3 separate regions of the Homo sapiens genome follow, and regions 1 and 2 are each linked to region 3. Evidence: chromatin loops called from intact Hi-C (ENCODE). Cell type or tissue: gastrocnemius medialis. All regions are shown on one strand.

Region 1 (2,500 bases), 120 kb before region 3:
CTAAGGTATCATGCCCCTCATGGGGATTACTTATATCAATTGTAAATTGCAATGATCCTTGGCATATAGTAGGTGTGCAATAGTTGTTTAATGAATCTGAGAATGAAGTAATAGATATGCTACCCAACATGATACTTGGAACATTTTATTGTACCCTCTTGTATGTATGACTCTTTTTCTCTTTTCTACCTATAAACATTCAAGTGCAGGGCAAGGATTTTTGTACACTAATACCTATCCTAGTATCTGGCAAATAATAGGCACTGAATAAACTTTATTGTGTGAATGAATAAATAATGATATGTATACTTAGACATATGTTTACAAAGTAAATTGCTTCTTAGATAAATGAGTGTTTATATTTTGATAAATCGAGACACTTAAATTCTTTGGCATACTTTGGGGGTTCCTTTGCAAGCCATTAATTATTATGAAGTAAGAATCTTCTTTTGCTGATCACATGTCATTTGTCTGAATCTGCTGAAATTAGCAAACAGTTATGGTAAAGAGTAGAAAAGCAGATTTCAGGGAAATATTCTGAAATCTGATTCAACAGGTCAAGCAATCAAGACACTTTTATTTTTTTTTAAATCTAGCCTATAGTTGTACAATTGAGTCCTGGGGATAGAATTAAACACGACTCTTCTTGAGGAAGAGTAGAAATTGTCTAAAAATAGCAGCCTAATTTTACAAAGTCCTTTCATGCAGAAGTGTTCAGAATAATGTTTTAAGAGGGTGACTTTTCATTTATCTTACTGGATATGTTTTACATCTTTATTCTTGAAAGTGGTTTCATGAGAAGATGCAAAGAAACTGTGGCAGGCTAACATGTACCTTGTAAGCTGCAAGCTTATATGATGTCTACTTATCCTCTTAACAGTAAGGCTGACCTACTCGTTACTTTCTGAGAGAAGAATAATTTTCTTTTGTTTCACTGTGTACTGTTTTTATAAAATAAACAATAAAATTTGATCATAAAAGTGTCAAGTAATCATATATCTCTGAACAGATTTGATTGTCAAATTGCAGAACAATTAAAACACAAACTTAAATTTCTGCTGGTCATACTTGGTGAAAGCATATTTTTATTCCTGAGACTTTGAATTAAGTTTAGAATTGCTCATATGATAGTATCAACTGTGTGTGTGTGTGTGTGTGTGTGTGTGTGTGTGTAAGAGAAAGAGACAGAATCCATAGAATACGTAGGAAGAAATCCAAAACATGCCAACTTTTTTGCCGTATTAGCGCAAACACGGCTTCACATTTTCATTTAATTTTTAAATTAACTGAAGGGTTTGTAAGCTGAACCTACTCATATAGATAAGCTATTATTTCATGTATGTGTACTATGATTGTTTTAATAGCATGTAAAGTATATCTTACTACCATTTATCTTTCTGTCAACTTCTTATTCTTTTAAATTGCTTTAAAAATTTCTTTCTACTCCCTTCTCTCATCTCTCCGAGTTATTAGAAATGCCTCTTGTCTGATAGGTTTTACTATGAATTTGGGCTCACAAACCGTCTTTCTTGCTAGTTTTTGATGTCCTTAACTGAGTATGGAGTTAAAAGAACTCAGTCCTACATCATATTGTGTTTCTTTCTTAATTTGGGATTCTCCAAAAGCAGAATCTGGGACAAGAATTTGAGTGAAATTGTTTATTTAGGAGGAGGTCCCAGGAAACACTATTAGGAGAGTGGTGAAGTGAGATTGGGAGGGAAAGCAGCCAGTACAGTGAACATTAATAATTAGGTTCATAGAGTATTATCTGGGATATAGTGTAAAGCAGGGGTGTCCAATCTTTTGGCTTCTCTGGGCTACATTGGAAGAGGAAAAATTGTCTTGGACCACACACAAAATACACTGACACTAAAGATAGCTGATGGGCTTTTAAAAATTGAAAAAAACCAAAATCTCATAATGTTTTAAAAAAGATTTTTGAGTTTATGTTGGGCTACATGCGGTCCGTGGGCCGGGGGTTGGACTAGCTTGGTGTACAGGATGTCTTTGAGTTGCCCTGCGCACCGGATGAGAGGTTGGAGTATTTTTTTTCCAATCACAAGGGGGAGCCCTCAGCATCTGACTGAGGGCTGCTCTGGGGAGCTTATGCCCAGGTGCTTATGGCATGCCAGGGCGTGGGCTGGGGCATTCCAGGCAGAGAGCTGGAGGGCCATTGCTTGAGGTATGATGCCATAGACTTGTACTGGAAATGTGAGTAGGAGTCTGGCTAGGGTCCCGACATTCTAGAATTTTTTTGTAATTCTATAATTCTTATTTTCATTAATTTTTCTAAGCTTGTCTGAGCCTATAAATGTGGACCTGGGATGTGGACATTTGGATGCCATAGAGATGCCTAGGCACCCCTTTCCCTTCCCTGCAGGGTCCCCAGAGTTTGATGTCCCCATGTCATTTTGCCCTTTCCATTTGCTTTTGCTTCCTCAGATATTAACTTACTGAATGGAAGAAAGGTCTCTTTGTCAACTCTTGTAGGAAGTGCCTC
Region 2 (2,500 bases), 140 kb before region 3:
CCACACATTTATTGGAATATCTCATCCTCTGTTGTTGCCAAGCCCATTCTCATTGTTCCTGTGGGTTAGTAACATTCCAAAGAATATCCCCTCTCCCAGCTTTTTTTTTTTTTTTTTTTTTTTTCCATTTTAGGGGGTTTGAGATTTAGAGGAGATAAAAACATATGGTCAATTCACCTTTTAACCCACAACACCCAGCCAATTTTTGTATTTTAGGAGAGACGGGGTTTCACCATGTTGGCCAGGATGGTCTCGATCTGTTGACCTCATGATCCGCCCGCCTCGGCCTCCCAAAGTGCTGGGATTACAGGCGTGAGCCACCGCGCTCGGCCTACTTCCAGATTTTAAGGCCGTTTAGCTTTAAGTGAAGCAGTATTTTCCTAGTGTCAAATAAAGAAGCAGCACAGGTTGGTGGCATACTGGTGAGGCTAGCAGCCTTCAGACACAGAAGCTAGTGAGCTCAGAATGGGATCCTAGCCTAGTCTAGTTTCTCTTCACTAAAGCAATTGTGTGGTTAGGGCATTCATGTACTCCCATTATTTTCAGTGACTATAAAATGATTTTATGACTGAAAAGATAATCCACAGAGATTTGATGTCATTCTTTAAAAAATACTTTAAATATAATAGTGCTGAAATATTTTTCAGTGTCTATCTCTATTGATATAATGTAAATATGTCCATTAGTCTCTTATCTTTAAGAGGGATTATGGTTAAATTAAAACCCTGCAGCATTAATTTAAAAGTAAGTGTATAAAATTTCCATATTTTAGGAAGTGGAATGCAGCTGCAATTAGTAGAGCCTGTGAGAATGGGCTGGCTGCTGTGGGTGTGAAAGCATGTCACCACAGAGGGGCAGCCTTGTTATGTTTTATTTTTCTCTTTGCTTGCGCTAGAAGGTTTATTTACTTCCAGAAAAGAAACACAGAATTGCCAAATGATGTTTAAGATGCATGAGACAAAGTGTACTGAAAATGTGATCAGAAAAAAAAGCTTTCAGAAAACTAAAATTTTCATCTTCTCATTTTTCTCAATATAGGTGAATTAAATGTTTTAAGATTGAGGTTGGTTTGCACTTATTTATAGTAAGCATGCTGGCAGGAGTTTGCTTTGATGAGGAAGCAGAATAGAAAGTACTCACATATTCTGCTATGCTTGGTTTTGCAAATGCTATATATTTTTAAGTCTAAATATATTTCCATTTGAAAGACTATCTTTTGATGGCATGTGCCATGACACATGTTCAGGTCTTGTTCTCCATTTATTTGCAGCCTTTGAAACCATCCAAGGAAACAGACCCCGATTCAGTGGTACATGGGGTGAGACACAGTCAACATTTGCCCTAAATACTGTCACTTGCCAAATAAGGTCCATATTGTGCCATCACATTACAAAATGACTCTTGAGGGAATTTGGTAAAACTGAACTTACCCTTGAACCCACCATTCCAGATTTCTTGACCTTTTCAAAAACCCTTATTTTAATGTAAACCTTCCATGTCCGCTTGCCTCCTCTGCTTTCAAATAAAAAAGGAAAAGAAAAAACAAAACTCATTTAATTATAGTTAATAGATTTCAGGCATGGACTTTAGTACATGACACAGAAGGTCACATGTTCATCTTGCAAACAAACAGGCTATGTGAATTTCTGTTTCTCAAGTGATATTTGGCACCTGCTCTGATGATAACAACAAGAAAAAACCTGATTCAGTGTAAAGTTTATCAAAGGCTCCAAGGCTCTTCAAATGTTATCACAGGTCAGGCATTGCTGGGATAGATATAAGATGAAAAGCCATGGTTTCTGCTCCCTGAGCTCACAGTCCTATGGGGAAAACGTCTGTTATTCACTCAGCAATTACCTTCCTAGCTGACACATCCTACAAGTGAGCACAGCAAGCATGAAGGACATAACCCCTGTCTTAATGAAGCTTATAATTCTGTTACAGAGTGATGAAGGCTAGAATGTATATGCAAAATACTGTAACATGTAATAAGTAACCTGAAATTCTCAACAGCTTAAAACAGTGGCAAAATACAGCCTAAAACAGTGGCAAAATACAGCCTGTGGGACAAATCAAGTTGTGACCTATTATTATATGTCCTGTGAGTTAAGACTGGTTTTTATATTTTTAAATGCTTGTTGAAAAAGGAAGAATACATGACAAAGACCATATTTGTTCCATTTAGGCAAAGCCTAAAATGTTTACTATCTGGTCTTTACAGAAAATTTTGTCTGCCTCTGACTTAACAAGACTCCTATCCTGCTAATGCTACATGTCCATTATGTGTCAATAAGGGAGCTTCCTCTGTACTTGCTTCTACATCCCAGAGGCAGGAAAGACAGAACATGGGAAACCATGCCGTGGCTCTTAAAACTTCTGTCCCAAAGTAACACATGTTACTTCTACTCAGATTTCATTGGTCAAAGAAAGTCAGGTGTAGCAGGATGTGGATGCATTCCTCCTCCGAGAGAATATGAGTGAATAGTTATATAGTCTATCA
Region 3 (2,500 bases):
GGAACTAACTTAAATCACTTTTTATCAAATGGAGTCCTGTGAACAATGGATAGTCTTCTGATGTATTCTTGGAGATACTAGAGAATATAGCAAGTTCTTTAAAAGAATCCATATATTCTTCCATATGTAGAAATCTATATATTCTTTTCCAATATTAATATTATGCAAGTTTGAGAAAACCTAGTATAAAACATGCAGATCGGCTTTCATTATTTTGTTACTTTGTGTAGTATAGTAAAAACAAGCAAACAAAAACCAAGCTTTTAGGTGTGTGACTTTGAGGAAGTAATTATCTTTTTAAGAGTCACTTTCTTCATTTGTAAGATGGGGGAGCTTATGAGACTACTTGCCTCAAATGAAATAAAGTATGTAAAAATGTTTGTTTATTTGTTTCTTTATTGGAGATGGATCTTGCCATGTTGCCCAAGGCTGGTCTTGAACTCTCCTGGGCTCAAGCGGTCCTCCCACCTTTGCCTCCCAAAGTGCTGGCAATACAGGCATGAACCACCGTGCCTGGCTGAAAATGTTTCTAAACTATAAAGTGCTATCCTACAGTAATGCTAGTCATGGTGGCATCTGTTCTAGAATAATGGCTGTGCTAGAAGACGCTGCTCAGAAAGTATTCTTGCATGTTACATAATGTCTTTAAGCTCTGACTTCCTCACCTATAAAATAGTACTTGCTTTATAAGTTTGTCGTGGAGAAAAAAGTGAGACTGCGCATAAATGAGTAGTCATAGTGTCTGGCTCAAATGAATCATAGACATTAATATTCTATTCTTAGTATTATAGTCCTTACGTATAATATATTATTATGTTTATATCACCTGCAATTAAACTATGCATGAGTCATCATTTTGTGTAAAATTTTAAATTCTTGTATGAAAAAACTTCAAAGATGGGGTGCTGTCCATTGTAATAATTATTCCAGTAAGATCAATAGCTTTCTAATATATATGCAGCTTAAGTTGACTGAATGTTAACTTACTCAAATGAGTTTTTGAGGCTTAATTCAGACCATCAGGAGCAGTAAAAACAATTCTAACTTAACTAGAGGCTTCTCAAGTTAAATAAATCGCAAGAATTCTCAGAGTACCTGAATTAATAATCTGATACTCATAGCTTCCAGTAGTGGGTTAAGTCCCCTTTGAAGGAAGCTATGAGCCCACTGGTGTTCCACACTTTCAAAAGTTTGTCATAGCAGAGAAGGCTCGCTGCCTTTCTGTTTGACAGCCCCTTGCAGTCAGCTGGGCAGCAGCTAGAGGGTTCTGGGCCAACACTGCCCTCTGGTGTTTGGTTTGGGGAAGTGGCAACTTTTGGTGCATTACAAAAGGGAATTATCAAACCTGTGCTCTGTCCAGGTACTTTCTGGTCCCCTCATTACTCCATCCCATCTTCCTGCTAGGAATATACATGCACATGCTCCTCACCTTCATGTCTGTTTCTATTCTAAGTTAAATTCATTTCTCTTTTGCTTTTCTCTCTCACACACATATATCATTTATACTCATTTTCCTTCTCATCTGTCTTTGATTTGCTCCTTAATGCTGAGAAATCTCTCTCTCTCTCCCTGCACCCCCCTTCCTCTCTTTTCTTTCTCTATTCCACATTTTTTTAAATTTCCTCCTTTCATTTCATGTGAAAGGACAATAATAATTATGACTATTTGCTGGGAGCCGAGGAAGGGATCCCATCTGGATTAAGGCAAAAGAAACTATAATATTGACCTGAAAAGAGGTCAGAGGAGACTCAGTGCTGCCAACCTACAAAACATTTCAGAGTACACTGAAGTGCTTCAGTATCTCCAGAAGAGTCTTATTTCTTCGCTAATTAACGTATTTTGACTCAAACACTAGGATAAAAGATACATTTTTTATTTTTTGAGATGGAGTTTCGCTCTCATTGCCCAGGCTGGAGTGCAATGGCATTATCTCAGCTCACCACAACCTCCACCTCCGGGGTTCAAGCAACTGTCCTGCCTCAGCCTCCCAAGTAGCTGGGATTACAGGCATGCACCACCATGCCCGGCTAATTTTGTATTTTTAGTAGAGATGGGGTTTCTCCATGTTGGTCAGGCTAGTCTTGAACTCCTTACCTCAGGTGATCCTCCTGCCTCGGCCTCCCAAAGTGCTGGGATTAAAGGCATAAGCCACTGCACCCAGCCAAAGATATATTTTTAAAAACATTTTTCAATTGAATTATTTTCCTGTTTTATATAATTACAGTACTTCATAATGGGCCCTACATTCTACTATATTTGGGATGATGAAAAGTTTTTATTTGGCTGTGCAATCAGTGTTGTGAGCCCCTCCCTGTAGGCCCTATTCTTTGCTCTGCCATTATCTTTTATATGTCCTCCTGTCTGACAAAACTTGAGTAAATAAGATAAGGTTAAGTCATGCTGAACGAACAGTTACACCCTGAAATTCCTTGGCTTGACACAATAGAGGTTTATTTCTTACTCAGTTCCATTCGGGCTGCTCAGGTGGCCCTGTTCCTTC

Evidence for each region. Peaks named below come from ENCODE experiments on the same cell type or tissue, not always from the same donor. Only the 100,000 strongest peaks of a DNase experiment are listed, where the experiment ranks them.
Region 1: a loop joins it to region 3, with 9 times the contacts of the local background. A loop is called at or near these places in 44 of 110 quality-filtered maps.
Region 2: it touches region 3 in a loop (8-fold over the local background); 57 of 110 quality-filtered maps call a loop at or near these places.

The regions. Positions count from the first base shown.
Region 1 is chr3:27,253,592-27,256,091 of GRCh38, reverse strand. The region is part of intron 23 of NEK10 (NIMA related kinase 10); the gene reads left to right. Among named protein-coding and RNA genes, the nearest start is that of NEK10, 110 kb to the left of the region's middle. In gastrocnemius medialis, no CTCF peak of the experiment used is centred here; no DNase peak of the experiment used is centred here.
Region 2 is chr3:27,277,720-27,280,219 of GRCh38, reverse strand. The region is part of intron 22 of NEK10 (NIMA related kinase 10); the gene reads left to right. Among named protein-coding and RNA genes, the nearest start is that of NEK10, 90 kb to the left of the region's middle. In gastrocnemius medialis, no CTCF peak of the experiment used is centred here; no DNase peak of the experiment used is centred here.
Region 3 is chr3:27,133,156-27,135,655 of GRCh38, reverse strand. All of the region lies in intron 31 of NEK10 (NIMA related kinase 10), which reads left to right. Among named protein-coding and RNA genes, the nearest start is that of NEK10, 230 kb to the left of the region's middle. RefSeq lists a silencer at 1,199-1,358. In gastrocnemius medialis, a CTCF peak has its summit at 1,278 (motif pointing left); a DNase peak (open chromatin) is centred at 1,255; H3K27ac peaks cover 931 bases.